2 separate regions of the Homo sapiens genome follow, and region 1 is linked to region 2. A link is a loop called in an ENCODE intact Hi-C map of the cell type or tissue named here. Cell type or tissue: K562. All regions are shown on one strand. Links, peaks and the distances in the headings refer to the core of each region. The heading gives the core; the rest is flanking DNA. Region 1 holds the start of LINC01273 (long intergenic non-protein coding RNA 1273). Region 2 has its middle 45 kb from the start of PTGIS.

Region 1 (15,854 bases), core at 3,984-11,983, 570 kb after region 2:
CCAGGCACAGCGGCTCACGCCTGTAATCCCAGCACTTTGGGAGGTGGAGGTGGGCAGATTACTTGAGGTCAGGAATTCGAGACCAGCCTGGCCAACATGGTGAAACCCTATCTCTAGGAAAAATACAAAAATTAGCTGGGCATGGTGGTGAACATCTGTAATCCTAGCTACCCGGCAGGCTGAGGCAGGAGAATTGCTGGAAGCCGGGAGGCGGGAGTTGCAGTGAGCCGAGATCCCGCCACTGCACTCCAGCCTGGGTCACAGAGTGAAGCTCCCTCTTGAAAAAAAAAAAAAGGTAATTAAGTAAAAATGAGGTCATTAGGGTGGACCCTAATCCAATATAATCGTTGTCTTCATAGGAAGAGGAAATGTGGACACAGACACAAACAGAGGGAGGGCCATGTGAGCCCAGAGCAAGAAGGCGGCCATCTACAAGCCCCGGAGCGAGGCTGCGGGAGAAGCCAGCCCCGCTCACACCTTGACAACAATCTCTGTTGATTAAACCACACAGTCTGCAGTCCTCTATTACGGTGAGCCCTGCCAGCTGAGATGGGGTTGACGTGGGAATACAGCTGGGCACACAGGAGGCCCTCAGTGGAGGCTGGTTTCTTTGGCCCAGTGCCACATGGAGCCCGTCCACTGGCTGAGCTGGGGGCCTGATTGTGGCCACTCAACGTCTCTGTAAAGCTCAGGGTCTGCCTTGAGATCCTGCACTTACCACGGAGTGGCCCTGCCTTGGGGACCCATCTCACCTCACTTCTGCCCTCCTTTCTGGTTCATGACTCAGCCATCCACTAACCTCCCGTGGTAGCACTGTGGCCACTCTGTAAACGACAGCACCACTGGTGTCTCATTGGGGGCCAGTCTGGAAGAGGGAGACCACCCTAGGCATTTCAGACAGAAGGGATGGAATACAGGCATTGCTTACACAGAGGACGGACGAGCCGAGATGCAGAAAGGCCAGGTGAAGCATTGGCCACAGCTGGAGGCGCTCCACCCTAGGCCAGCGGGACAGAAGGAAGCTGGGTCCGAGAAGCCAGGGCTTGGAGCCACAGTGGGGGCTGCCTGGTAGGAGTTGACCAGGGAGGGAGGGTCTGTCGGGCGGGGGCGGGGGCTCTTTGCCTTCCGATCCAAGCTCCGCCCTCTGCAGCTCTGCTCTGTGTATCCCAGAGCTGACCCTGCGGCGCCTTTCCCAGGCTCGCGTCCGGTGAGTTCCTATTGGCCAACGGGAGGCCCCGGTCGGGGAGCGCCCCGGGACAGGCCCCTGTGCCTCCCGCTTTGCGGAGTGACGCAGGCCCTGGGCTACAGCAACCTTACCAGCCCCTCCAGCTTAGAGGTGGCAGTGGCTCTCTGCGGCTGCGATTTCTTTCTCGGAGCGTCCTCCCCATCCCGTTCGGCCTCTGCCTCCACCGTCGTCTCTGTAACCCGTTCCCTGTGGGAGAGTCTCTGTTGCGGTGTTCAGGGGTTTCGGTTTTCTGGCTGAACAGTGATTAACGCGAGGGAAGGCGCTGACGGCAAGGTGGCAGGTGACCAGCCCAGCAGGCCGCCCAGCCCTTCCCTTCCTACAGACAGAAGCACTGAGGCCTGCAGAGGGGACAGGCAGGTGGGCGTGGGGGATCGGGGGCAGCCCTGGAGTCAGACAGGCCTTGTTTTGTCCCAGGAAGAACATTCCAACACAGACCACAACACCTATGGACCTGGAAAACATTGTGCTCAGTGAAAGAAGCCAGACACAGAAGGACAATGTTGTATGAGGTACCTGGGATGGGCAGATTCTGAGAGATGGAAAATAGAATAGAGATTACCTGGAGAGAGGGGGGAATTGTTGAATGAGGACAGAGTTTGTGTTGGGGATGATGGAAAAGTTTTGGATACAGAGAGTTATGACGAGTATACAGCATTGTGAATTTTTTTTCTTTTCTTTGTTTTTTGTGACAAGGTCTTATTCTGTTGCCCAGGCTGGACTGCAGTGGTGCAATCCTAGCTCACTGCAGCTTCGACCTCCCGTGCTCAAGTGATTTTCCCACCTCAGCCTCCCGAGTAGCTGGGACTACAGGTGCGTGCCACCACGCCTGGCTGATTTTTCTTGTATTTTTTTGTAGAGATGGGGGTATCGCTATGTTGCCCAGGCTGGTCTTGAACACTTGGGCTCAAGTAATTCTCCCGCCTTGGCCTCCCAAAGTGCTGGGATTACAGGTGTGAGCCACTGTGCCTAGTGTGAATGCATTTAATGCCACTGAATTGTACACTTAATAATGGTGAAAAATATAAATATTCTGTTAAATATTTTACCACAATAAAAAAATGTGTGACAGTTGTCAGAATCAAAATGGTGTCACTAATGTTTTTTTTTTTTTTTTTTTTTTTTTTTTTGAGATGGAGTCTCGCTCTGTTGCCCAGGAGGGAGTGCAGTGGTGCGATCTCGGCTCACTGCAAGCTCCGCCTCCCAGCTTCACACCATTCTCCTGCCTCAGCCTCTTGGAGTAGCTGGGACTGCAGGCACCCGCCACCACGCCCAGCTAATTTTTTGCATTTTTAGTAGAGACGGGGTTTCATCGTGGTCTCGATCTCCTGACCTCGTAATCCGCCCTCCTCAGCCTCCCAAAGTGCTGGGATTACAAACGTGAGCCACCGCGCCTGGCCTGGTGTCACTAATGTTAAGAAAACCTTCACAAATAGAGGCAGACCATGAAGAGAGGGGTCTCATTCTTATATGCCTGATAAAGAAAGACTTTAAGAACTACAACCCTTGGCGGGGTGCAGTGGCTCATGTTTGTAATCCCAGCACTTTGGGAAGCTGAGGCAGGTGGAATACCTGGGGTCATGAGTTCGAGACCAGCCTGGCCAAAATGGTGTAACACTGTCTCTATTAAAAATACAAAAAAAATTAGCCAGGCGTGGTGGCAGGCGCCTGTAATCCCAGCTACTCAGGAGACTGAGTCAGGAGAATCGCTTGAACCTGGGAGGTGAAGGTTGCAGTGAGCAGAGATAGCACCACTGCATTCCAGCCTGGGCAACAGAGTGAGACTCTGTCTCAAAAAATTAAAAAAAAAAAAAAAAAAGAAGCCGGGTGCGGTGGCTCACGCCTGTAATCCCAGCACTTTGGGAGGCCAAGGTGGATGGATCACATGAGGTTGAGAGTTTGAGACCAGCCTGACCAACATGGAGAAACCCCGCCTCTACTAAAAATACAAAATTAGCCAGGTGTGGTGGTGCATGCCTGTAATCCCAGCTACTCGGGAGGCTGAGACAGGAGAATCGCTTGAACCCGGGAGATGGAGGTTGCGATGAGCTGATAGTGTCATTGCACTCCAGCCCAGGCAACAAGAGCAAAACTCTGTCTCAAAAAAGAAAATATTTATTTTTAGAGACAAGGTCTTGCTCTGTCACCGAGGCTGGAGTGCAGTCATAGCTCACTGGAGCCTTGAAGTCCTGGGCTCAGGCAGTCCTCCTGCCTCACCTCCCAAGTATCTGAGACTACAGGCAGGCACCACTATGTCCAGTTAATTTTTAAATTTTTTCATAGAGATGGAGTCTCACTATGTTGCACAGGCTGGTCAGTCTAGACAATTTTAAATTAAATATGTAACTCACATTAACAGGTCACATTATTTATTTATTTATTTATTTATTTATTGACACAGGGTCTCGCTCTGTTGTCCAAGCTGGAGTACAGTGGCACAATTTCGGCTCACAGCAACCTCTGCCTCCCGGGTTCAAGCGATTCCCCTGTCTCCGCCTCCCGAGTAGCTGGGATTACAGGCGCCCACCACCACGCCCGGCTAATTTTTGTATTTTTAGTAGGGACAGGGTTTCACCATGTTGGCCAGGCTGGTCTTGAACTCCTGGCCTCGTGATCCACCCGCCTTGGCCTCTCAAAGTGCTGGGATTACAGGCATGAGCCACCATGCCCAACCGCAGACATCTTTTTGTTTTGTTTTTTTTTCTTTTTTTTTTTCTTTGGAGATGGTGTCTCGCTCTGTTGCCCAGGAGGGAGTGCAGTGGCATGATACCTGCTCACTATAGCCTCGAACTCCTGGATTCAAGCGATCCTCCCACCTCAGCCTCCTGAGTAGCTGGGCCTACAAATGTGCAACACCACGCCTGGCTAATTAAAAAGGTGACAGAGAGACCCTGTCTCAAAAAGCAAACAAACAAAAAACGACACATGTGCGTGTGTGTGTGTGTGTGTGTGTGTCTGTGGAGAGAGAGAGAGAGAAAGAAGGAGAATATGATACATCAAATGTAGTAAAATGAAAACATTTGGGAAATATTTGAAGTATTTGTAACTTTTCTCTAAGTCTGAAAGTATTTCAAAATTAAAAAAAAATTTAAAAGGTGAATAGTGCCAGGTGTGTTGGTGCACGCCTGAAATCCCAGCACTTTGGGAGGCCAAGGCAGGTAGATCACCTGAGGTCAGGAGTTCGAGACCAGCCTGGCCAACATGGAGAAACTCCGTGTCTACTAAAAATACAAAAATTAGCCAGGCATGGTGGTGGGCACTTGTAGTCCCAGCTACTCGGGAGGCTGAGGCACGAGAATTGCTTGAATCTAGGAGGTGGAGGTTGCAGTGAGCTGAGATTGCACCACTGCACTCCAGCCTGGGCGACAGAGCAAGACTCTGTCTCAAAAAAAAAAAAAAAAAAAAATGGTGAATAGTACCAAGCGGTGGTGGAAGATATGGGATATAAAACCCTTGGGCACAGCTGGTGTGAGTGGAGACGGGACAGCCTTTCTGTAGAGCACCTGGTACTTAGTCAAATTAGTCCCCCCATCCCCTACAACCTACTCTCAAGCCAAAGTCCCAGAGACATCCTCACACCAGCCCTAGAGGGTGCAAGGAGGTGGCAGCTCACCTTATCTGTGGTGGGGCAGGTTGGGGGTCACTTGGGTGTCTACCCCAGGGACTGGGCGGCTGAGACTGGGGACTGCTCATAGAAAGGACCGTGGATGAGCCACAGCTACAAAACCCTTCACACAAGTGTTCATGCCACAAAGTAGCCACATGTGTTTTGCAGGGACACATTCCAGCAAAAAGACACAAAGTGACAGAATGGCTGCCTTTGAGTGGGGGTGAGAAGAGGTGGATGGCAGGTACCAGAAGAGAAGGGAATAAATATATGAAGAAATACAACCCCCTCGGGCAGTGCCTGGCACAGCATAAATGCCCAGGAAAAAGAGGCCCAGTTGCTTACGTTCCCGGCGACAGGGCCGGGACCAGCGCCGGCTTCCTGGTGAAGGAGGCCACCCTTTCCTCTTGAGGGGTCTGAGTATGCATGTCAGCACCCGGTGGGCACCCAGCACCCAGCTGACCAGGGGCCTTCACCTCTGTGGGGGTTACCGGCCTGGCCCTGAGAACTGGATGAAAGCTGGAATAATTCTTTCTGTAATAAAGCAAACGCAACCACGTTCAACCTTTCCCTTCATTTCAGAGGCTTCCCGCACCTGATGCCTCCCACAGCCTCAGGCTGAGTCCCCAGGTGCTCCAGTGGGGGTGGCAAAGCTGAGCACTGAGTTGGTTTCCATAGTTTTCATCATTAAAATGTTTAAATGACTAGGCCGAGCACAGTGGCTTCTCAGCATTTTGGGAAGCCGAGGTAGGCAGATCGCTTGAGCCCATGAGTTTGAGACCAGCCTGGGAAACATGGCAAAATCCTGTCTCTACAAAATGCAAAAAAATTAGCCAGGTGTGGTGGTGTGTGCCTGTAGTCCCAGCTACTTGGGAGGCTGAAATGTGAGGATTGCTTGAGCCTGGGGAGGCTGAGATTGCAGTGAGCCGTGATTGTGCCACTGCACTCTAGCCTGGGTGACAGAGTGGCAGACCCTGTCTCCAAAAAAAAAAAAAAAAAAATTAGCCTGGCATGGTGGTGCGTGCCTGTGGTCCCAGCTACTTGGGAGGCAGAGGAGGGAAGGGCACCTGAGTCTGGGGGTGTTGAGGCTGCAGTGAGCTGTGATGGTGCCGACGTACTTGAGCCTGGGCTACAGAGATCTTATCTAAAGAAAAGCCTAAATGAATGTGTGGTGAGGAGCAGGCTTGAGTTATTTTCATGATGAGCTCCTCAGGATAGATTCTCAAAAGTGGCATTGGTGGGGCTCTACCTCTGTTTATTCATTAATCTGTTTTATTTTTATATTTATTTATTTATTTCAGTTATTTTTTTGAGATGGAGTTTCACTCTGTCACCCAGGCTGGAGTGCAGTGGCACGATCTCGGTTCACTGCAACATCCCTCTCCCAGGTTCAAGCAATTCTCCTACCTCAGCCTCACAAGTAACTGGGATTACAGGCGTGCGCCACCACATTCAGCTAATTTTTAGTAGAGACGCAGTTTCACCATGTTGGCCAGGCTGGTCTTGAACTCCTGACCTCAAGTGATCCACCCGCCTTGGCCTCCCAAAGTGCTGGGATTACAGGTGGCAGTCACCATGGCTGGCTTGTTTTATTTTTAACATTTAATTGGGTAAGCTGCAGATACCCCTCAAGATGTCAGTGTGCATGTCAAGATGTCAGTGTGCACGTCATTAACTAGAGTCAAATATTTGTTTCTCTGTCTGTAAAGCTTACATTTGGTGAACTGCACCTTTAGGTGTACTTTTGATTATTATTATTATTTTTTTGAGATGGAGTTTTGCTCTGTCACCAAGGCTGAGTCTAGTGTTGCGATCTCTGCTCACTGCAACCTCTGCCTCCAGGGTTCAAGTGATTCTTCTGCCTCAGCCTCCTGAGCAGTTGGGATTACAGGCGCCTGCCACTGCACCAGGCTAATTTTTGTATTTTTAGTAGAGATGGGGTTTCACCATGTTGGCCAGGCTGGTCTTGAGCTCCTGACCTCAAGTGATTCACCCGCCCCAGCCTCCCAAAGTGCTGGGATTACAGGGGTGAGCCACTGCGCCCAGCCACTTTTGATTACTTTTGACAAATGCATCCACCTGCACTGCCCAAACTCCCTCCAAGATGTTAAACATGCAGTGGGTTGAATTGTGTCCCCCAAGAAGATATGTTCAAGTCCTAACCCCTGGGACCTGTGAATGTGACCTTATTTGGAAATAGGGGCTTGCAGATGAACCCAACTTAAGATGAGATCATTCTGGATTGTGGGGGCTCTAAATCCAATGACTGGTGTTTATATAAGAGAAAGGAGAGGGAGATTTGGAGGTGAACACACAGAGGGAAGAAGGCACTGGAAGAAGGCCGTTGGAAGATTAAGGCAGAGATTGGGGTGAGGCAGCTAGAGCCAAGGAACATGGTGGATGGCGGGCAAGCACCATGGAAGAGGCAAGGAGGGATTCTTCCCCAGAGCCTCCAGAGGGAGCAGGACCCTGGTTTCAGGGGAGAATAAATTTCTGTTGTTTTGGGTTTGTGGTATCTTATCATGGCGGCCTTAGGAAACTCACACGAAACACACACCATCACCCCAGCGAGCACCCTTGTCCCCTCCTCAGTTGTGCTCTCCCCCAACTGGCAACCACCGTGCTGATATTTTCCTCATGGGTGAGTTCTGCCTGTTCTAGAGCTCTAAACAGATGGGATCACACAGGAAGTTCTTGGCATCTGGCATCTTTCACTCAAACAAGATTTCAGAGATTGTTGCAGCTATCAGTGCTGGCACGCCTATAATTAAAGTCCATTTACTTGAAGAGGAAGTAAATTTTGAATTTGAGGAGGGGAGTAGGCAGTAAGCTTTCTTTTTTTTTTTTTTTTTGAGACCGAGTTTCACTCTTTTTGCCCAGGCTGGAGTGCAATGGTGCGATCTCGGCTCACCGCAACCTCTGCCTCCCGGGTTCAAGCGATTCTCCTGCCTCAGCCTCCCAAGTAGCTGGGATTATAGGCATGCACCACCACACCGGGCTAATTTTTGTATTTTTAATATTTTTGTATTTTGTATTTTTAGTAGAGACGGGGGTTTCACCATGTTGGTCAGGCTGGTCTCGAACTCCTGACCTCAGGTGATCTGCCCGCCTGGGCCTCCCAAAATGCTGGGATTACAGGCGTGAGCCACCGCGCCTGGCCTGTAAGCTTTCTCTTTAAAGCTGGGCTTGAGGCCCCCTCTCCCGGGGGTCTCTGGCCCTCAGGAACCCCAGTCTGAAGCTGTTTCCCAGTTCAGAGGTTGCAGAGATCGGAGGCGGGGCTCCCGCGCCACCTTGTGGCCATTCTAGGCAGCGCAACCCATGATGCCTGTGGCGGGGCGTGGGGGTGGGGTGGGGTGGGTTGGGGAAGGTGGGTTGGGCAAATGTGTATTTTCCTGGTTTGGGCCCTCAAGTCACTGAGCACCTACTCAGCACCTGCATGATTCCACTGTATGTGTGTGTGGACAGAGATGACCAAGATTGCGCAGACCCTAGAGGGGTTCCCAGGAGAGGGAGACTACACAACACTAACTCCAGTAGGGTGGATGGAGTGAGGCCCAGAGGCCTGAAGTCCAGCTGGAGCCTGGAGGAGGGGAGAGTAACGGACTTGGGCATTCAGGGAACGTTTCCCTGGGCATTTCGACAGCTGGGGATGGAAAGGAAGACTGTTACAGGCAGGGGAACAGCACAACCAAGGTGTGGAAGCAGGACCGGGCAACATTCTGGACCCAACCAATCATAAGGTCATACGTGTCCATGGCAAACATTTTTTTTTTTTCTTTTTAGAGACAAGGTCTTGCTCCATCACCCAGGCTGGAGTGCAGTGACACAGTCATGGCTCACTGCAGCCTTGACCTCTCGGGCCCAAGAGATCCTCCTGCCTCAATCTCCTGAATGTCTGGGACTGCAGATGCGCACCACCATACCTGGCTAATTTTGGATTTTTTTGTATAGACGGGGGGGTCTCGCTATGTTGACCGGCTTGTCTTGAACTCCTGGCCTCAAGTGATCCTCCTGCTTTGGCCTCTCAAAGTGCTGGGATTATAGGCGTGAGCCACCACGCTAGGCCCCATGGTGAATTGAGTTTTTTTTTTTTTTGAGACAGGGTCTTGTTCTGTTGCCCAGGCTGGAGTGCAGTGGCTCAATCTTGGCTCACTGCAGCCTCTGCTCCCCTTCCTGGGCTCAAGTGATTCTCCTGCCTCAGCCTCCTGAGTAGCTGGGATTACAGGGTCGTGCCACTGCGCCTGGCTAATTTTTGTATTTTTAGTAGAGATAGGGTTTCACCATGTTGGCCAGGCCGGTCTTGAACTCCTGACCTGAAATGATCCACCCGCCTCGGCCTCCCAAAGTGCTGGGATTACAGGCGTGAGCCACCGCGCCTGGCTGGCTTAAGTCTTAAGCAGCAGCTTCCACTTTTGTGTTCTGGGGGAGGCCAGCAGCTGTGTAAGAAGTCTGTGCTGGTTGCAAAAAGTGCAAGGTTTAAAAAAAAAAAAAAAAAAAAAAAAGACTGTGCTGAGGAGACCACATGGAAAGGGCAAGAGAGGCCAGGAGGAGAGGCTACTTGAAGGGACAACTTGCAGCATGTGCAGAGGCCACATGGGGAGAAAGAAACTGCCAGAGGGAGCACTGAGGAATGAACTAAGGCAGCAGACACATGGTCCAGCCAGCCATCCGCCACTCGGGCCAGCCGTGAGGTGCCACACGTGGAGCACAGAAGCCACTGTGGACGCTTGGAGCAGAGATAAGCCGTCCCCTCATGCTCTGTCCTAATTCCTCACCTACAGGATCGTGAGCAAATATACTGGTGGTTATTTTAAGCCCTTAAAAAACAGAATTACTGGCCGGGCGTGGTAGCTCACACCTGTAATCCCAACACTTTGGGCGGCCGAGGTGGGTGGATCACTTGAGGTCAGGAGTTCAAGACTAGCCTGGCCTACATGGCAAAACCCTGTCTCTACTAAAAATACAAAAATTTTTTATTTTGTATTTTTAGGGCGTGGTGGCACACACCTGTAATCCAGCTATTTGGGAGGCTAAGGCATGAGAGCTGCTTGAACCTGGGAAGTGGAATTTGCAGTGAGCTGAGATCTGAGATCATGCCACTGCACTCCAGCCTGGGCAACAAAGTGAGACTCTGTTTTGAAAAAAAAAAAAAAAAAAGGCATTACTATATAATCCAGTAACCCCACCACTGGGTATATATCCCATGGAAATGAATCTAGTGTGTTGAAGAAATATCTGCGCTTGCACATATCCTATGGAAATGAATCTAGTATGTTGAAGAAATATCTGCGCTTGCACGGTTATTGCAGCGTTATTCACTAAGTTTTGAGGTGCAGTGTTACATGGTGGCAGCCAGAACCCCCGGCCCTGGGCTACTACTGTTGCTGGTTTCTTATGACCCTTCCAGCATGAGCCTCTGCATCCTCAAATACATGAAGCTGGGTGCGGTGGCGCACGTCTGCAGTCCCAGCTACTCAGGAGGCTGAGGTGGGAGGATCGCCAGACCCAGGAATTTGTGTGCTATGATCTCCCTGTGAACAGCCACTGCAGTCCAGCCTGGGTGATACAGTGAGACCCTGTTTCTAAACAGATAAACAAACCAAAAAGAATACGTGAGTACATTTCCACTCCTCCCCTCATTTATGTGGGGTTCGCACACCACACATCCGGCCTGCTCTTGGCTTTTATTTTTTTTCCAATTAATGATAGATCTTGGAGATTGTTCTAGATGTGTACTGTTCAATATAGTAGTCGCTAGTCCAGGAGGTGATTTAAATGTATTTTAAAAGATTAAATTTTTATGTATTTTTTAAAAGTAGAGCACTCCTCCTGCCTCAGCCTCCCAAGTAGCTGGGACTACAGGCACACACCACCATGACCGGCTAATTTTTTTTTTTTTTTTTTTAAGATGGAGTCTCACTCTGTTGCCCAGGCTGGAGTGCAGTGGCATGATCTCGGCTCACTGCAACCTCTGCTGCCCGGGTTCAAGTGATTCTCTTGCCTCAGCCTCCTGAGTAGCTGGGATTATAGGCACCTGCCACTGTGCCTGGCTAATTTTTGTGGGTTTTTTTTTTTAGTAGAGATGGGGTTTCACCATCTTGGCCAGGCTGGTCTTGAACTCCTGACCTCATGATCCACCCGCCTTGGCCTCCCAAAGTGCTGGGATTACAGGTGTGAGCCACTGCACCCAGCCTTAATTTAAATTTAAATACAATTCAATAAAATTAAAAATTCAGTTCCTCAAGTACACTAGCCACATTTCAGGAATTCAATAGACACACATGGCTGATAGCTGCCGTATGATACAACCCAGATAGAGAACATGTCCATCATTCTAGAAGGTTCTCTTGGACAGTGCTGGTCTAAGTCCTCTCCCATGGAGCTACCTCATTCTTCTTAGTGTTCTTTGGTAATGACAGCCACTGACGTTACCTCACAAGCTTTTGCTATTGCAAAGCATTTGCTGTTCTCCATTTTTCTTTAAGCAAATGTGAGTGTCTTGGTGGCATAAATGCCTTGCATTTCTGGGTCCAGTGACATTTCCCATTTTGTTTTTTTCCTTTTTTTATATTTTGTTTTATTATTTTTTAAATTATACTTTAAGTTTTAGGGTACATGTGCACAATGTGCAGGTTAGTTACATATGTATACATGTGCCATGTTGGTGTGCTGCACCCAGTAACTCGTCATTTAACATTAGGTATATCTCCAAATGCTATCCCTACCCCCTTCCCCCACCCCACAACAGGCCCCGGTGTGTGATGTTCCCCTTCCTGTGTCCATGTGTTCTCATTGTTCAATTTCCACCTATGAGTGAGAATATGCCGTGTTTGGTTTTTTTTGTCCTTGCGATAGTTTGCTGAGAATGATGGTTTCCAGCTTCATCCATGTCACTACAAAGGACATGAACTCTCATTTTTTATGGCTGCGACATTTCCCATTTTGATGGGCATGGCCAGATTAGAACTGGAGGTTACGCCACTTCGCACAAAGACTGAAGCTGTAAGAGTGCCTGTTTTTCCACACCATCAACACTGCGTGTCATTCACATTTTAAAAACGTTTTAGCTAATGGCAAAGGTTTTCAAGACAAACGTGACTTTACCAGGCCCCTGCCCTGCCTGTTGCCTCTCAAGTCACAATGCCAGTGGACATCTTTCTCTGTCCACAGGTGAAGATCCATCTTTTGTTTGTTTGTTAGAAATGAGAGGCCGGGCGTGGTGGCTCATGCCTGTAATCCCAGCACTTTGGGAGGCCGAGGCGGGTGGATCAGGAGGTCAGGAGATCGAGACCACGGTGAAACTCCGTCTCTACTAAAAATACAAAAAATTAGCTGGGCGCAGTGGCGGGCGCCTGTAGTCCCAGCTACTTGGGAGGCTGAGGCAGAATGGCGTGAACCAGGAAGGCGGAGCTTGCAGTGAGCCGAGATCGCGCCACTGCACTCCAGCCTGGGCGACAGAGCGAGACTCCGTCTCAAAAAAAAAAAAAAAAAAAAAAAAAAAAAGAGATCTTACTGTATTGCCCAGGCTGGTCTTGAACTCCTGGGCTCAAGGGATCCTCCTGCCTCGGCCTCCCAAAGTGCTGGGATTACAGGTGTGAACCACTGCGCCTGGCCCACGTTGGCCTTTTTTTTCAAATTGTAAAATACGCAGAACATAAAACTTACCATATTAACCATTTTAAGTGCACAGTTTGGTGCCATTAAGGACATTCACGCTGTTGGGTAATCGTCACCACCATCCATCTCCAGAACTCTTTCCATCTTCCCAAAGATGGAACTCTATATCCATTAAACAAGAACTTCCTCCTACCTCAGCTCCTGGCAACCACTGTTCTATTTTCTGTCTTTATGAATCTGACTACTCAAGGCACTTCATGTAAGTGGTATCATGCAGTATTTGTCCTTTTGTGACTGGCTTATTTCACTTAGCACAATATCCTTAAGGTTCATCCGTGTTGTAGCCTGTGTCAGAATCTCCTTACTTTTTAAGGCTAAATAACATTCTATTGTACAGACACATCACATTTTGTCCATTCGTCCATCGATGGACACGGGTGGCTTCCACCTCTTTTTTTTTTTTTTTTTTTTTTTTTAAGTCGGCGTCTTGCTCTGTCACCTAGGCTGGAGTGCAGTGGTGCGATCTCAGCTCACTGCAACCTCTACCTCCCAGGTTCAAGCGATTCTCCTGTCTCAGCCTCCCAAGTAGCAGGGATTACAGGCACCCGCCACCACACCCAGCTAATTGCTTCCACCTTTTGGCTATTGTGAAGAAGGCTGCTATGAACGTGAGTGTACAAATATCTCTTCAAGATCTTGCTTTCAATTCGTTTGGATACACACCCAGAAATAAAATTGCTGGGTCATTTGGTAATTCTATTTTTAATTTTTTGAGGAACAGCCATACCATTTCCCACAGTAGCTACACAAGCATTCCAGTTTCTACACATCCTTCCCAACGCAGCAGCCAGCCTAATGGGCGTAAGGTGGTATCTCATTGTGTTTTATTCCTTTTATTTTTAGTTGACACATAATTGTACATGTTCATGGGTTACAAAATGATATTTCAATACATGTATACAACGTGTAATAATCAAATCTGGGTAATTAGGATATCCATTACCTCAAGCGTTTATCATTTCTTTGTGTCGGGAACATTCAAAATCCTCTCTTCTCATTGCGTTTTGTTTGTTTTTTAGATGGAGTCTCACTCAGTTGCCCAGGCTGGGGTGCAGTGGCGTGATCTTGGCTTGCTGCAACCTCCACCTCCCAGGTTCAAGTGATTCTCCTGCCTCAGCCTCCCAAGTAGCTGGGACTATACGCACGTACCATCACGCCCAGCTAATTTTTGTATTTTTAGTAGAGACGGGGTTTCACCGTGTCGGCCAGGCTGGTCTCCAACTCTTGACCTCAGGTGATCCACCAAAGTGTTGCGCCTCATTGCAGTTTTGGTTTGTATTTCCTTAATGGTTAGTGATGTTGAGTATCTTATCATGTGATTATTAGCCATTCACAGTTTTCTCTGGAGAAATGTTTATTCAAGTCCTTTGCCCATTTTTAATTGAGTTGTTTTTATTGCTGTTGAGTTGTAACAGTTCTTTATGTATTCTGGATATGAACCCCTTATCAGATATATGATTTGCAAATATTTTCTCCCATTCCATGTTTCCATGTTCCATTTTTTTTTTTTTGGAGGCAGAGTCTTGCTTTGTCACCCAGGTTGGAGTGCAGAGGCACAATTTCGGCTCACTGCAACCTCCGCCTCCCGGGTTCAAGTGATTCTCATGTCTCAGCCTCCTGAATAGCTGGGATTACAGATGCACGCCACCATGCCTGGCCATTTTTTTTTTTTTAATTTTTAGTAGAGATGGGGTTTCACCATGTTGGCCAGGCTGGTCTCAGACTCCTGACCTCAAGTAATCCACCCACCTCGGCCTCCCAAAGTGCTAGGATTGCAGGCATGAGCCGCTGTGCCTGGCCAGCCCCCACTATTTCTATGACACAAATTCCTGCTACTCTCCGTCATCACCACAACTACGTGCTCCTACCTCAGGGCCTTTGCACTTGCTGTTCCCTTTGTGTGGTCCAAGGTCCCCCAGATACCTGCTTCACCACATTCAGGTTTTTGCTTAAATGTCACCTCAGTGAGGTCTTCCCTGACTACTCTAACATAAAGTTAAAATCAACTCCCCCAGCTTGGGCAATATAATGAGACCTGATCTCTACAAAACATTAAAAAATCAGCTGGGTGTGGTGGCATGCCCCTGTGGTCCCAGCTACTTGGGAGGTTGAGGTGGGAGGATCACCTGAGCCCAAGAAGCAGAGGCTGCAGTGAGCAGAGATCGTGCCACTGCACTCCAGCAGTGAGACCCTGTCTCAAAAAACAAACAAACAAAAAACCCCAGAAAACAAAAAATCAAATCTCCCAGAACTCCTGCTCTGCTCCCCTGCTGTATTTTCCTCCATAGTGCTGACCAGAATCTAATACAATCTATACTTTAATCATTGATCTTGTTTAGTGCTTGTCTTCCCCCAGGAGAATTTCAGCTCCACGAGAACAGGAATTGCTTGTCTTGTCCATGAATGTGTCTTTAGGGCCAGAATTACAGCATGTGCCAAGGAACATTCGATAAATGTGAAGGTTGAGCACTGTTTTCTGTTCGTTGGACACTCTGGTTCCTCTCGGCGGCCTGCTGATGCCCTGTGTGCATCTATCACATCCATGGCACCGGCCTTTCCTGATCCCAGAGCAAGGGCGCCCAGCGGATCTTCACGCATGTGAATGGCTCCTGCAGTCCCAGAACCTGCCACCTGGGGGCAGTATATACTCAGGCAAGTTTCACTACCGGTCCTGAGCACCTCCCGTCTCCAAAATCCTGGATCTCAGAACCTCGGAGCCTGGCAGCCCTTGGGGATCTATCTCTGCCAGCCCCACTTGGCAGATGGGGAAACTGAGGCCTCAGAGAGGAGGCATGATGGGGAAAATCTCAAACATTGGAATCAGGGAATCTGGCTTTTAAGTCTGGCTCTTGTACCCATTCACAAGGGTACAAGGGGGATTTGGAGGGGGAAGTAGGAAGTTCTAATCCTCTTCGGGCCTCAGTTTCCCCATCTGCCTGCTTTGTGGGGTGAAAGGGACATCTGATTAACTCTAATGTGTCGGGGAAGGCCAGCAGTGAGGGGTAACAGCAGGCCCAGAATCCCAGATAGAATATTATCACCTCATTTTATATACCAGGGACTGAGGCCCAGAGGGGACACCAGACACGGCCGGAGAGCCACAGCATGGAAGGCACAGGGCAGCATGAAAGGCCATCCCCCTGCCATCCCCCTGCCCCACGCCCACTAGAGACACCCCCCCATTCATGTTCTGATGGTTCACCTCTCCGCCATATTTTCCCACCTGCTGGCTGATTTCTAAGCCCTTTTGCAGAACACTCTCTGTCAAAGCAGCCACGTGGATCTCCCCTTGGCAAATCGCCTCAGTTTTCTCCTCTTGAAAATGGG
Region 2 (15,854 bases), core at 2,535-10,534:
TGTTATTGTTGTTTTTTAAACTTGGGATTTTTTTTTTTTTGAAAAATAGAACAGATACAGATACAAAAACCACACAGCATAAGCATGTGACTTAATGATTTATTATAAGGCAACTGAACACCCTCGTGACCACCTCTAGGTCAAGAAATGTAACTTTGCCTGCCACCCCTGGAAACCCCTGCAGAACCCTGTCCTCTCAAAGCCCTGCCCCTCCCAAAAGTCACTGCTACCCTAAGTGTTATGGATATCACTTGTGTTTCTTTCTTGTTTTACCAACCATGTGAGCAGCCCCAGACACTATACTTAATCTTGCCCACTTTTTAAAAACTTGATGTCTCTTTTAGTTTCTATTCCTCCTCCATCCCTTTCTTTTCCTTACAATTTACCTGCGCAGTACCTGGGCCATTTAACCTGCAGAGATCCCTGGGTCTGGGTTAGGCTGATGACAGCACCGTGTCATGGTTCAACACGTTCTGTCCTTGGGATTTTCTGTAAAACGGCAGCTGGATCCTGAGGCTACACCAGGGATGTTTCCAAGCTTCTGCCCTCACGGGTCGTGGTGAGAATTGAAGGGGGATGGGTGAGTGTTTGATATCAGCGAGCAGCCCCCAGAAGCAGCCGCCAAGGCTGTTCGGAGATGCTCACGAGGCCTGAACATGGACAGCCCGAGGGACATCCCATCTCAACAGTCCATCCTGGCTTCTCTCCCCACCCAGACCCACCCACCCCACTTTGGGAAAGTTCTAGGGCCATGGCTGGCTCATCCCAGCGAGAGCTGGCAGCAGAATGGCCTGTAATTTTAGCTGTTTCTCTTCCCTAAAATTATTTCCCATCTGGAAATGGTTTCCCAACCCTGCCCAGGAAAGAGTTGGTGGTGCAAGGAACATTTTTCTATTAAAAAAAAAAAATAGGGGCCGGGCACTGAGGCAGGAGAATCGCTTGAACCCGGCAGGCGGAGGTTGTGGCGAGCCAAGATCGTGCCACTGCACTCCAGCCTGGGCAACAGAGCAAAACTCCGTCTCAAATAAATATATAAAACCAGCCACCAAACACTGAATCTTTGCAGCCCAGGCTCTGGAGGCCTGGCTGAGTGCCAGCTGTATACCCTGCCTTGAGGGAACTCTGTCAGCGAGGAGCAGAGGGTGAGAGGGCATAGTCAGGGCTCTGCTGCCAGGATACCCCCACCCACCCAGTACATTCGGACAAGGACTTTGTTGCAGGGCCTGGGACAGCCCCAGGCGAGCTGAGAAGGATCCGACCTGGGGTTGAGTGGCCTGCCCAGCTGCTGCCACACTCGAGGTCTGTGGGTTATTCTAGGTCCCACAGGGCATGAAATCACAGAGCAGAAGTTCTTCCTATGGGGATTCTCTTGCAGCTGCTCTGAGCATTTCAAGAAAAAAAAAAAATCCCTGCCGCTAACATCTCCCCATCACCTCGCTAATTCTCTTCTTTCTTTCCTTTTTTTTTTTTTTTTTTTGAGACGGAGTCTCGCTCTGTGGCCAGGCTGGAGTGCAATGGTGCCATCTCAGCTCACTGTAACCTCTGACTCCCTGGTTCAAGCGATTCTCCTGCCTCAGCCTCCTGAGTAGCTGGGATTACAGGTGCCCGCCACCACACCCAGCTAATTTTTGTATTTTTAGTAGAGACGGGGTTTCACCATGTTGGCCAGGATGGTCTTGATCTCCTGACCTCGTGATCCGCCCACCTCGGCCTCCCAAAGTGCTGGGATTACAGGCTTGAGCCGCCGAACTCTCTTCTTTCTAACAAAGTTCTCACAGGCCCCTGACTCCTGACTGTGCAAGCAAGAGCATCTGGCAAGAATATCATGATATTTTTTAGCACTTCTTGTACTTATTTTCATAATTTTTTTTTTGAGACAGAGTCTCACTCTGTCACCCTGGCTTGAGTGCAGTGGCACCATCTCAGCTCAACCTGCAACCTCCGCCTCCTGGGTTCAAGTGATTCTCCTGCCTCAGCCTCCTTAGTAGCTGAGATTACAGGTGTGCACCACCATGCCTGGCTAATTTTTGTATTTTTAGTAGGGACAAGGTTTCACCATATTGGCCAGGCAGTCTTGAACTTCTGACCTCAGGTGATCTGCCTGCCTTGACCTCCCAAAGCGCTGAGATTACAGGCGTGAGCCGCCATGTCCAGCCTTATTTTCTTATTTCCTTTTTTTTTTTTTTAGACGGAAGCTCACTCTGTTGCCCAGGCTGGAGTGCAGTGGCATGATCTCGGCTCACCACAACCTCCGCCTTCTGGGTTCAAGCGATTCTTCTGCCTCAGCCTCCCAAGTAGCTGGGACTACAGGCATGCGCCACCATAGCTGGCTAATTTTTATATTTTTAGTAGAGTTGGGGTTTCACTATGTTGGCCAGGCTGGTCTCGAACTACTGACCTTGTTATCTGCCCACCTCAGCCTCCCAAAGTGCTGGGATTACAGGTGTGAGCCATCGTGCCTGGCACCCAGCCTTATTTTCATAACTGTTTTCATGATAAATGATATAGGTTTTCCATGTTTGCTAATGATATAAAGTTTCCTCTGCAGAAACAGGTTTAAAGAAAAATGTGGGCAGAAAGTCCGTTTAAAATATATATTAAGGAAAATAAAACACAGATAGCACAAAATCCAAAGCTACCTGGAGTTTTGGTGCCTGGAGCCATGGTGAAGAGGGCATACTCCAGATCTGAGGGCCCAGGCTTGCATTCTGGCTGTGACTCTGTGGGCCCTGTGATTTTAGGCAAGTCACTTGCCTTCTCTGAGTCATGGTGCTTTACCTGTAAAAGAAAGGAAAATAATAACACCTCCTTCCTATGATGATCTCTGAGAATTCAATAAAACAATGCTGAGAAGACACTCAGCCCAGTACCAGGCACATGGGTTGCATTTAATTCTGTCAGAACACAAGGTGGGTGCTATTTTTATTCCTGTTGGGAAGCTGAGGCCCAGAGAGGTCATCTAGCCCATCCAAGGTTGCACAGCTTGTAGGTGGTGGAGGTGGAACTAGAACCCACAAAGTTCTAATGTGAGACTGGGATTTGTGCTCTTAAACCACTGTGCTGCTATTGGCAGATCCATCTATCCACCCATCCATCTGTCCGTCCATCCATCCATCCATCCATCCATCCACCCACCCATCCATCCATCCACCCACCCACCCATACATTCATTCATTTGGTCAGAATTCATGGAATTGTTCTGAGTTCATGGTGTTTTCTCAAAAAGCAGCAAAGTGCAGAAGTTCCCAGAGTAGGTTCAAATCCCAACCTGCCATGTACAGGACACCTGGGCAAGTTGTCCCACCTCTCCGAGCCTCAGCTTGCCCATCTGGAAGAGGGGAACATTGATAGCCCTTTGAAATTCCCGCAGGAGGTAGAAGACTGTTTTCTGGGACTTCACAGTGTCCTACGTGCCCTGCATCTGACCCCATGGTCTGCGTTCACCTCTAAGTCTCAGTGAATCAAGCTCCGCCATATGTCTGCCTCATCCTGCCTCCCTCCTCCCTTTCACTCCAATTTAGCCAGACTCAGCCATTGGGGTTCCCTGAACAGCCCCTGGGCCTTTGTACACTTTGTTCCTCCAGCCCGAAATGTCCTCTTGCTTCCATCTGGTAACCATGATTCCTCCCTGAAAAATCAGGTGGGCTTCCCCCTCTGCCCCAGGAGCATCCCCTGAGGCTGAGCCAAGCTCTGCCTTTCTGGGCTCCCCCAGCTCCCCGCTTCTCTGACATGGAAAGGTCATGGATGTAATAACTTAGACAAACTCTTGTGCTCTGCCACTGTCCACCTTCTTGGTCACAAATGTCTGCTTCCCTTCTTTCATGCAGGTACATGCACCCCTCTGCAAACGAGTCCACACACATGTTTTTACACAATCATGGCATGTGATCCGAAGGCATGAGATCTGCCTTCGTACATGCAACATGCAATGGTGGAACGGCATTACCTCTGGCTAGTGACCTCTCCTGGACTCAGCTATCACCTCTGCAGAAAGGGGGCAGTAACAGGACCTGCCGCACATCTGCTGTCATGAAGACCACATGAGCTAATATATGTGGGAAGCCCTTAGCACAGCGCCTGGGAGAGCATAAGCGCTCGATGCAAGGCAGAAGAAAGGCGTGTCCTGGTGTGACAGGGCCCTTCCGACCAGGGCTGGTACTAAGGTGAGAAAAGCGAGGTGCCTACCGTGCAAAATGTAAGGCAGCGTTCACTCTCAGAGCAGTGCACCTGCCGCTGGGTCCTCGGAGCCACAGAGCAGTCCCGCTCGCCCCCTGCTGGTCACTCTGCAGAATGACGTCCCTTCCCTCTGCTCTCAGGGGTCCCTGAGCCTCGGTTTCTTCACCTGTAAGGTGGGGTAGGAGAATCTGCCTCTCAGTTTGCAGGGCAAACAGGAGGCACTCCTCCAACATCAGTGTCCTCCTCTCAATGCCAGCACTTAATGAGCACCTACTATGTGCAAAGAAAGATGACTGAGACATGATCCCTACCCTTCAGGGGTTTAGCGAGTGGAGAGGGGAGGAGGTAGGCTGGGAACAGTGACTAAAGTAAGACACTTGTCCCTATGCAGCACCTACTGCTTACCCCAGAGCAGTCAGAACCACTGCCCTGGCATCTGTCCATCTGCATATGTTTACTAAGCACCTACTGTGTGCCTGAGCCCAGGCTCAGCTGTGGATTTACATGGATTAAGGGGTTTAATGCTGTCAGAACACAAGGTGGGTGTTCTTTTTATTCCTGTTGGGAAGCTGAGGGCCAGAGAGGTCATCTAGCCCATCCAAGCTTGCACAGCTTGTAGGTGGTGGAGGTGGAACCAGAACCCCCAAAGTTCTAATGTGAGGCTGGGATTTGTGCTCTTAAACCGCTATGCTGCTATTGGCAGATCCATCCATCCACCCATCCATCCACCTACCCATCCATCTATCCAACCATCCATCCATCTATCCATCCATCCCCATCCGTCCATCCACCCACCCATCCATTCATTCAACAAATATTCGTTGAGCACCTACTGAGTGCCAGACACAGTGCTGAGTGCTGGAGAGATGCCAGTGACCAGAAAGACACAGCCCATCCCTGCCCCCAGCAGCTGTTCACAAAGAGAGGATGGGCAATAAGCAAGACAAATAAGTAAAATATATGGCACTTGGTGATTCTTGCTGTATATAAAAATAGAGTAAAAGCTGTGCACGGTGGCTCACACCTGTAATCCCAGCACTTTGGGAGGCTGAGGCGGGAGGATCACCTGATCCCAGGAGTTTGGAACCAGCCTGGGCAACATAGCATAGTACAGACCCTGTCTCTACTAAAAACACAAAAAATTAGCTGGGCATGGTGGCTCATGCCTGTAGTCCCACCTACTTGGGAGACTGAGGTGGGAGGATTGCCTGAGCCTAGTCGAGATCGAGGCTGCAGTGAGCCGTGATTGTGTCACTGAACTCCAGTCCAGGTGACACAGCGAGACCCTTTCTCAAAAAGGCTGGGCGCGGTGGCTCACGCCTGTAATCCCAGCACTTTGGGAGGCCGAGGCTGGTGAATCACTTGAGGTCAGGAGTTTGAGACCAGCCTGGCCAGCATGGTGAAACCCTGCCTTTACTAAAAATACAAAAATTAGCTGGGCGTGGTGGCGTGCCTCTCAGGTACTCGGGAGGTTGAGGCACGAGAATCGCTTGAACCTGGGAGGTGGAGGTTGCAGTGAGCCGAGATCGCACCACTGCACTCCAGCCTGGGTGACAGAGCGAGACCCTGTCTTAAAAAAAAAAAAAAAAAAAAAAAAAAGGCAGCACAGAAGACTGAGAGGGTGGGGCTGGAGTGTGTTTCAATTTTAAATTAGGCCTTGAGGGCCATTGAGGGACCTTGGCTCTCATTGTGAGTGAGCTGGGAGTCATGGAGGGTTCTGAGCAGGGGAGGAGCCTGGCCTGACTTAGGCCCTTGCAGAATCACTCCACCAGGAGGCCAGAGTGTTAGGACCCAGGGTGGAGGCTGCGAGCTCGGGGAGGAGGTGACCGCACACAGGATGGCGGCTGGGCTTGGCGGGGCAGTGGAGTGGGGAGACAGAGTCTGGATGTATCCTGAAGGTGGAACAGACAGGATTAGCTGGTGGATGGGACATGTCGGTGGCAGACAGAGAGGAGTCGGGGATGAATGACTCCCTGAGCCTCTGGGGAGGGTGGAGCTGGCTGCCCTTAAGGCTAAGAAGGCTGTGGGCAGAGCAGGTTTCTGCGGGAGATGAGGAGTGGGTTGCGGATGCATTCACCCTGAGTTGCCTGGCAGTGTGGACGTGGAGTTTGGGTTTACCCTCGTGTTGACAGGTACACGCTCGCGGTGCGGTTATCACGCTGCTGCTGGTGTCACCACGCGGGCGCTGCAGGGACGGACCTTTCCCATCGCCAGGCTCTTCGGGGACTGCTGCAATGCCCCGTGCAGCCGCCAGGGAGCGCCCGAGCCGCACCCAGGACGCGCGGGGACCGGGTCATCCCGCGGGCTACCTGTGCGGGGCAGGACGCTTAGCCGCACCCTTGGCCTCCGACTACTCGGAGTCTGTTGCATTCCTCCTTCCCCCCGCGCGCCGTGTGACAGCCAAAACTGTCCCCAGACATTGCCAGGCGCCCCCTGGAGGGGAAAGTCGCCCCCACGGCAGTCAGAGCCATGGCCTGCGCAGCCACATTCATTTACTGAGCGCCTACTGTGTGCCTGCGTCTGGGCTCCGCAGGGGCTCACGGGGGTTTCTCCTTTTCATCCAGGTTTCTGTTCAGATGTCACCACCTCAGAAAGACCCTGTCCTAGACACGCTCCATTCAATGACCCGAAAGGATCTTGTTGAAATGTTAACTTATTACATTTTTGGGTTTTTGTTGTTGTTGTTTTTGGTTTTGCTTTGAGACAAGGTCTTGCTCTGTCACCCAAGCTGGAGTGCAGTGGCACAATCTAGGCTCACTGCAGCCTCAACCTCCTGGGTTCAAGTGATCCTTCCACCTCAGCCTCCAAGTAGCTGGGACCACAGGTGTGCACCACCACACCCGGCTATTTTTTTTTTTTTTTTTTTTTTTAGTAGAGACAGGGTCTCACTATGTTGCCCAGGCTAGTCTCAAACTTCTGGGTTCAAGTGATCCTCCTGCCTCTGCCTCCCAAAGTGCTGGGATTATGCCACTCTGCCTAGCCTTCTTTATTGTCTGTCTCCCCTACCCAGCAGACAAACCCCTGCCCTCTTAGAGTGCAACTTCCAGTGAGCCAGATGGTCACCTCTTTGAAGTGGTGGCATTTGAGTTGTGCCTTGAAGGATAGAAGCTGCCGATCATGGCAGAATTTGAAGAAAGGTCTTTCCTGGCAGAGGGAAAAGTCAGGGCGAAGGCCTAGGGGCTGCTCAAGTCCCTGCCTTAAGGCATTTAGAGCGTCCTGCCCAGTGGGTGATGGGTCCCCAGGCCACACACAGCTGCTGGCCGAGCGCCCCAAGTCATCAGGAAGCCATGTGGTGTGGACAAGGGCCAGGCAGCCTGGACACACAAAGGCCCATTGACAGCTGCATGGGAAAAGTCCAGGGCACCCAAGCCGGAAGCCCAAGGCTGGTCCCTCTTGTCAACTCCCAAGGAGCTTTGGGTGGGGACAATAGAAAAGCCAGACCTTCTCAGGAGACTCAAGTTTCCCTGGGGTGGGGCAAAAATGCAGGTGGCCTGGTCACTGGGACATGCAGGGCAGCTGTGTGAGGCTTTTGCAGTCCCCCAGCCCTGGTTCTAAGTCTAGCCCTGCCCCCTGCTAGCAGAGTGACCTTGGTCATGTCATGCTCCCTCTCAGACCCTAAGTTCCCTCATCTCTAACACAGGGTGAAAGCTGGGTGCAGTGGCTCACACCTGTAATCCCAGCATTTTGGGAGGCCAAAGTGGGTAGATCGCTTGAGTCCAGGAGTTTGAGACCAGCTGAGCAACATGGTGAAACCTCGTCTCTACAAAAAATACAAAAATTAGCTGGGCATGGTGGCACACGCCTGTAGTCCCAGCTACTCGGGAGGCTGAGGTGGGACAATCACTTGAGCTAGCAAGGTTGAGGCTGCAGTGAGCGAAGATCACGCAACTGCACTCCAGCCTGGGCAACAGAGCAACACTCAGTCTAAATAAATAAATAAATAAATACAATGGGGTGAAAAATAGAAGCAACCTTCCAGCAATGGTGTGAGACTGCCTGGGTAGAGTAGTGGGAACCAGGCCTGATTCAGCAGGTGTTTAAGAGCAGGTGGTCAGTTCCAGCAGTCAGCTATAGTGGCTGGCTGGAGTGGCCATCTGTGGCGGTCAGTAGTGGTGGTCGGTCATAGTAGTCAACTTTCATGGTCGGCTATCACGACACTAAGCATGAGGACCGTCAGGTGAGCATGGCTGGGGTGTTTGGTCAGACAGACCTGGGTTCCACAGGTCTCCTGCTTTCCAGTGTGGGGCAGATATGATCTCCTTTTTCCAAGCCTCTGTTCCTCCATCTGTAAGATGGGGATAATGAGAGCCCTACACAGGGCAATGACTGTGAAGCGCCCAGCACTGGGATTATAGAATGTTCCAGGGCTTTGGAGGGCAGCCTCAGAAGAGCAGGCCAAGGAAAGCGCAGGCCTCCCGACTGAAGGAGGTCTGCAGAGCCAGCAGGTAAAGAGTGGCTATAAACGAACAGGAGCTGGGCCTCCCTCCGCGGGCAGTGGGGACGCATGAGGGCATGTTCCCAGCCTGATAGCAGGAAGCATTTCTGGAAAAGCCCAGCTGAATAGTGAAGATAGCAGAGCAGGAATGTGAAGAACGCAGACCTGGGATCAGCTTGCTGGGCTCAAGTCCCCTGTACTAGCTGTGTGTCCTTGGGCAAGTTACTTGACCTCTCTGTGCCTTGGTTTCCTCATCTGTGAAACAGGGATAAGATCAACCTAACTAGGCTATGGGGTTGATGTGAGGTCCTGATGAGAGAATATTTCTACAAAGAATGACAGATAGGCTGAGGGCCTTAAACGATGACGCAGGCCAGGCATGGTGGTGTGTGCCTATAGTCCCAGCTACTAAGGAGGCTGAGGTAGGAGGATCGCTTGAGCCTGTGAGGTTGAGGCTACAGTGAGCCGAGATTGCACCACTGCACTCCAGCCTGGGTGACAGAGCCAGACCCTGTCTCAAAATAAATAAATGATGTTGGACTGAGAAAGCATCAACACTCACCCAGGCTCTGGGGGGAAGGTGGATGTGAGCAAGGCCAGGAAGAGCCAGGAGGAATAGGAGGCAACCCCTGTATGTTTGTGTGAGCGCAGCCAGGTGCCAGGGTCGGGGGCGGCAGGAGCAGAAACCCTGAGAATGTAAAACAATTCAGCAGCGGCCGGGCACGGTGGCTCACGCCTGTAATCCCAGCACTTTGGGAGGCCGAGACGGGCAGATCACGAGATCAGAAGATCGAGACCATCCTGGCTAACACGGTGAAACCCCGTGTCTACTAAAAATACAATAAAAATTAGCCAGGCGTGGTGGCGGGCGCCTGTAGTCCCAGCTACTCGGGAGGCTGAGGCAGGAGAATGGTGTGAACCTGGGAGGCAGAGCTTGCAGTGAGCCGAGATTGCGCCACTGTACTCCAGCCTGGGTGACTGAGCGAGATTCCATCTCAAAACAAACAAACAAACAAACAAACAAACAAACAAAAAATTCGGCAGCAGTGGCAATGGCCTCAGGGACTCTGAGAGCTACTAACACAGCCACCTGGACCCACATAGGAAAAGCAAGCATTCTGAGATCGGAAGTATGAACTTTGGCCTGGGACAATAGGGAGCCACTGAAGGTTTGGTAGTCAAGGGTCAGCCCCTCTTACCCTGAGAGTTGATATAACTAGGATACTCCACAGCTTCATCCCCAGCACCTACCTCGGGGCCTGCAACATAGTAGGTGCTCAGGGAAATGATTTTAAATGAAGAAATGCATTAATGGGTGAATGAGAAACTGGCTACTAAAAGCTGGCCTTATTTTGCCCTTCACCCACATAGCACTGGGTACCTCCAGGGACTTAGATACAGAGGGACCAGCAAAGGTAAATGTCCGGAGTGGGAACAAGCTCAGGGAGACAGAGGAGCAGTGAGGAGGCCAGAGAGGCTGGAGTAGAGAAAACAAAGGGAGAACGGGGAGGGGAGGCCCCGCGGAGGTGAGCCGGCTGGACCTCTCAAGGCCTTGCGAGTAGGGAATAGCGCTTTCTTCCAAGTGCAGTGGGAGCCTCCAGAGGGTTTGGTGGTTGTGTGTGTGTGTGTGTGTGTGGGGGGGGGGGGGTTTGTTTGATTGGTTTGTTGTTGTTGTTGTTATTGTTGTTGTTGTCGTCATTGTTTTTCAGACGAGGTGTTGCTCTGTCACCCAGGCTGGAGAGCAGTGGTGCAATCTCAGCTCACTGCAGCCTCGACCTCACAGGCTCAAGCGATCCTCCTACCTCAGCCTCCAGAGTAGCTGGGACTACAGGCACGCACCACCATGCCTGGCTATTTTTTTTATTTTTTGTGGAGACAGGGTCTCGCCATGTTGCCAGGGCTGGTCTCAAACTCCTGGACTCAAGCGATCCTCCCGCCTTGGCCTCCCAAAGTGCTTGGATTACAGGCATGAGACACCATGCCCAGACAGTTGCATTTTAAATCCTCCTATCAAAGAGCATAGGCATTATTATCCCCATTTCACGGATGAGGAAACTGATGCTCAGAGATTGAATGATTTACCTAAGGTCACACAGCTACGTAGAGACAGTGCCAGGATTCAGCCTCAGCCCATTGGGCTGTGGGATCTGCAGGGCTGGAGGGGATAGAACAATGCCAGCTGGAGCCAGCACTGCTCCCCATCTGCTAAGCTCTGCCCTACGACCTCTAGGTGACACTGGGTGTTGGCAGGCATGAAGGACCTACACCGTGGGACTGTGGGGAACACGACCAGGCCCTGATCAGTAGGTCTGCTGAGTCACCAGGCCTGGCCCAGAGCTAACCTCCGGCAGCCAGGAGCCGCCCCAGGGTCCGTCCTTGGTGCCCTGCCCAGCAGCTGCCAAGCACAGCCACTGCCACATGAGCTGGATGTCCTGCAGAAGCCAGAGTGACAAACTACCCCCAAATCTGCCCTCCTCCCTGTGCTGTGTGGCCTCTGGCAAGTCCCCTGCCCTCCCTGGCCTGCGGTGCACCTGCTGTCTCGTGCAAGCCCCAGGCCGCAGTGCCCCTCCCTTTGTGCTGGGTAGAATCCTGGCCAATTGCTGATACCGAGTTTAGACCGGAGGGCAGAAAGGCGGGACAGGTAAGTGCAGACAGTGGGGAAGGCTGTGGGCCCCACAGGACTAGACTCTTGTGGGTGTGGCGGAGGACAAGGCTGCCCATCAGAGCCCCAGGGGCCCAGGCTCCACCCAGGTAACAGGACACAAGAAGAGAGAGCCTCCTAAGCAGAACTCGGTTTCTATAAGCAAGACAGATAGATAGGGCAAGCCAGCTAGCATTTATTGAGCACTTAATATGTGCTAGGCATTCTACAGCTATTCTCTTACTTAATCTTCTCAATAGCGGGTGATGATCATGATGCATGGTGATTCCTGTTTTGCAGATGAGGAAACTAAGACCTAAAGAGGTAAAGTCCTTGCTCAAGGTCCCCAAGCCAGGAAGTGGCAGAGCCAGGGTGAAATCCAAGTCCTTGTCATTCCAGAGCCTCTGCCTGGACCTGGAAGCCCCTCAGACTCTAAAGCTCTAATCCCCCCCCAACCCCCCCAGCAAAGTGCAGCATTCAGGACTGAGCCTCAAGGGACCAGCCAGGTCTGATTGTGAACCTCAGAGCAAGGCAGGATTGTCAGTGCAGTAACGTGAGACTGGTGGGGCCTGATGGCCTCCTTGGGGACAGCCTGGGACAATCGCAAACAGAAGCTGGCTCTGTGCTGGAGCTTGCCCTGTCCTGGGGACCTCTCCCACCCAGGACGAGCTCACCTCAACATGTAAGTCACCTGGGACCCGAGGAGCCCATTCTAGGGATGTAAAACCTGAGGCCCAGAATGTCCCTCTAACGTGCCCAAGGTCACACAGAGAGTGAGCACACAATTGGTACTACTGGAACCCAGTTGCCTGTCTTGTGCAGCCTCAGTTTCTTTTCCTCCCGGGATCTCCTGTGTTAAAAAAAAAAACATACAACGTGGCCGGGCGCAGTGGCTCATGCCTGTAACCCCAGCACTTAGGGAGGCCGAGGTGGGCAGATCACCTGAGGTCAGGAGTTCAAGACCAGCCTGGCCAACACAGCGAAACCCTGTCTCTACTAAAAATACAAAAATTACCTGGGTGTGGTGGTGCCTGCCTATAGTCCCAGCTACTTGGGAGGCTGAGGCAGGAGAATCACTTGAACCTGGGAGGCAGAGGTTGCAGTGAGCCCAGATTTCGTCATTGCGCTCCAGCCTGGGCAAGAGAGTGAGACTCCATCTCAAACAAAACAAAACAAAAACAAGAACAAAAAAACGCACAGTGTACTCTCTTGACCCTCATCATCTTCCAACAAGCACCCTGGTCCTCCGTCCCACCTAAGGCTGAACTTCTGGTGGAAGCTGTGCATACTCCCCCACCCACTTTCACACCCCGCCACCCTCCTCACCCTGCACCCTCCTCACCTCACCCCCTCTCCTCACCCCACCCTCTCCACACCCCACCCTCTCCACACCATCACCCTCTCCACACCATCACCCTCTCCACACCCCACCCTCTCCACACCATCACCCTCTCCACACCATCACCCTCTCCACACCCCGCCCTCTCCACACCATCACCCTCTCCACACCCCACCCTCTCCACACCATCACCCTCTCCACACCCCACCCTCTCCACACCATCACCCTCTCCACACCCCACCCTCTCCACACCCCACCCTCTCCACACCATCACCCTCTCCACACCCCACCCTCTCCACACCATCACCCTCTCCACACCCCACCCTCTCCACACCACCACCCTCTCTACACGGCCACCCTCTCCTCACCGCCACCCTCTCCTCGGTGCCCTTGAGCAGGCCTTCATCCCCTGTGTCACCAAATGGCTCTTGGTGTTGTGATCCTTGCTGCCAAGTCCCAGTGTGGGATCCCGTGCTCAGAGCCACTTCTCAGCAACGTTTGACACTATTGACCTCCCTCTCCTTCTCGAAACATCCTTCTTGAAACAGCCTCTATTCCTGACACTAGATGCTCCATGGGCCCTGCCTCTCCTCCTCCTCCCTGGCAGCTCCAACTCAGTGGCTTTAAACAAACATGTGTTCTGATACATCTCAGACTCCCAACAGCATCCTTGATCTCTCTCCAGGGCTCTGGACTTGAATGTCGAGTTACCTACTTGAAATATCCTAAAAACACAGCCTGGTTCCCCACAAAGACTTATTTCATTCCTCCTTCCTTATCTCCGCACTCTCCAGTCTTTGTTCCTCAGTGACACCACCCTGTAGCTCAAGCATCAAAGTGACGTATCATTCTCAAGTCCTCTGTTTCCCTCCCACCACCTCCAAAATTTGTCCTGAGTTTTCCATTTCTCTGTAACCCCATGGCCACCACCCTGGTCCAGGCTGCTACCGTCCTCACCCTTGACCTCCTTGCTGTTTCTTTTTGGGGTTTTTTTTTTTTTTTTTTTTTTTTTGCTGCTACATTTGCTTCCCATGCTGCCGGGGGAACTTTCAGAAACATAAATCAAAACATGTCACTTGCCTGCTGGAAACCTTCCAGTGGCCTCTGGCTGCCTTTCCAAAGACTCCCAAGTCCTCACATTGGCCTACAAGGCCCCATCTTCTTCTCCAGCCTTCCCTCCTCCCTTCCTATTCAGCCACATTGGCTTCCTTTCATGTTCTCCAGCAAGCCAAGTTCTTTCCTGCCTAGGGGCCTTTGCACTTGCTGTTTCTTCTGTCTGTAACTCTCTTCCTTCTGCTCTTCCTATAACTGCCTCTTTCTCTTCTTTTAAAGCCCAGCTCAACCATCACCTTTCCAGAGATCACTTCCCTGATCATCTAATTGAAGGACCTCACCCTTCACCCTGGTCACTCTCAACCCTATCATCCTGTTTATTCCCTTCATAACTCAGCAATGTCGGGAGCTCACTTACTTGTTGACTTGTTTATTGTCTATCCACCTCTCTTCCCCAGAATGTTGGTCCCATGAAGGCAGGGATTTAATATCTTTCTTATTCAGTGCATTAGATGGAAACCAGGTACACACAGCACAGTGCCTGGCACATAGAAAATGCTCAATAAATATTGGATGGATGGATGGATGGATGAGATGGATGAATGAATGGATGGGATGGATGGGATGGATGGATGATAGATGGATGGGATGAATGGATGGATGTGATAAATGGATGGTTGAGATGAACCGATGGATGAATGGATGGGTGGATGGGTAATGAATAGCTGGAATGGGTAGTTGGATAGATGGATGATGGATGGGTGGATGAGATGGATGGATAGATGGATGATGAGGGATGGATGGATGAGATGGATGGATAGATGGGATGGATGGATGGGATGAATGGATGGATGAAATGGAGGGATGAATGAATGAGATGGATAGGAGGGATGAATGAATGGGATGGATAGGATGGATGAATAGATGGATGAATAGGTGGATGGATGAATGGGTGGGTGGGGGATGGATGGATAGGGTGAATGGATGGATGGATGAATGGATAGTTGGATCGATGGATGGATGGATGGATGAATGAGATGGATGGGATGGATGGATGAATGAGTGGGATGGATGAGATGGATGGATGGATGAATGGATGTGTGGGTGGGGGATGGATGGTTGGGATGGATGAATGGATGAGATGAATGGATGGATGAGTGGATGACATGGATGGATGGATAGATGGATGGGATGGATGGATGGATGGATGAGTGGATGGGATGGATGGGTGGATGAATGGATGGATGGATGGATGGATGGGATGGATGGATGGAAGGACGGATGGGTGGGTAATGGATAGATGGGATGGGTGGATGGATAAATGGATGGATGGAATGGATGGATGGATGGATGGATGAGTGGATAGGATAGATGGCTGGATGGATGGATGGATGAGTGGATAGGATAGATGGCTGGATGGATGGATGGATGGGATGGATGGATGGATGGATGGACGGATGAGTGGGTAATGGATAGATAGGATGGATGGATGGATGAGAGGATGGGATGGATGGGATAGATGGATGGATGGGGGATGGATGGATGGATATGCAACCAGATAAACAAACCTAAAGTACACCTTTAATCATGCCACTCTCCTTCTCCAGAACCTAACTTGGCTGCCCACTGCCTATGGAATAGACAGCAAACTCTCCTCTGGGACATTCAAAGCGTTCTGAACTGATTCCAAAGTGGGGGTGCAGTGAGTGATAAGTGAGAAGATAAGTCATTCATACTGAAGCATTAGGAAGTGGATCAGTTAACCATCTCTCTCCTTGATCTGGGCATGAGCCATTTGAGGGCAGGGTCATCTTCATCTCTCTGTCTAGACATTGAGCCCTTGGTCAGCAACATCAGAGATGTCTGATGAATAAATACATGACTGAGTGAGCGAGTGAGCAAGTGAAAGCAGCCCCACTCTGCCCCAAAAAGCCAGCAAGCGAAAAGCAGGAAGCTTCAGACCCAGAGGGCTGAACAGTTCAAATTTAGAATAGGAGAGCAGTTTCACTGTTTCAGGTCACTGCTCCTGGCCAAGGTTTCAAAAGTATGTAAAGCTGGGGCTCTGCAGCAACAGGAAAATTGAAACTTACCAGAAACTAGACTGGCAGTGTCTCTCGGGAGGGACTGATTTGAATGCCAATGACCTGATCCTCCAATTATAAGAGCAGCACAGTGTCAGACTAAAAAGCACACTCCCACGTAATTGCAAC

What was found. Peaks named below come from ENCODE experiments on the same cell type or tissue, not always from the same donor. Only the 100,000 strongest peaks of a DNase experiment are listed, where the experiment ranks them.
Region 1: it touches region 2 in a loop (10-fold over the local background); 2 of 110 quality-filtered maps call a loop at or near these places.

What each region holds. Positions count from the first base shown.
Region 1 is chr20:50,171,263-50,187,116 of GRCh38, forward strand. It overlaps LINC01273 (long intergenic non-protein coding RNA 1273), which reads left to right and starts at 1,308. Exons shown (of 3, transcript NR_109943.1): 1 at 1,308-1,526; 2 at 1,661-1,755; 3 at 5,019-5,409. CEBPB-AS1 (CEBPB antisense RNA 1) reads right to left here. Exons shown (of 7, transcript NR_125739.1): 6 at 15,751-15,854; 7 at 13,341-15,158. RefSeq lists enhancers at 1,006-1,507, 7,908-8,407, 15,333-15,422. In K562, for the core only: CTCF peaks have their summits at 7,317 (motif pointing right) and 8,127 (motif pointing left); a DNase peak (open chromatin) is centred at 8,149.
Region 2 is chr20:49,604,837-49,620,690 of GRCh38, forward strand. No RefSeq gene overlaps it. Among named protein-coding and RNA genes, the nearest start is that of PTGIS, 45 kb to the left of the region's middle. RefSeq lists an enhancer at 6,120-6,620 and silencers at 6,346-6,465, 15,811-15,854. In K562, for the core only: CTCF peaks have their summits at 4,280 (motif pointing left), 5,936 and 6,453 (motif pointing right); DNase peaks (open chromatin) are centred at 4,005, 4,255, 5,955 and 6,435; H3K4me3 peaks cover 913 bases; H3K27me3 peaks cover 1,303 bases.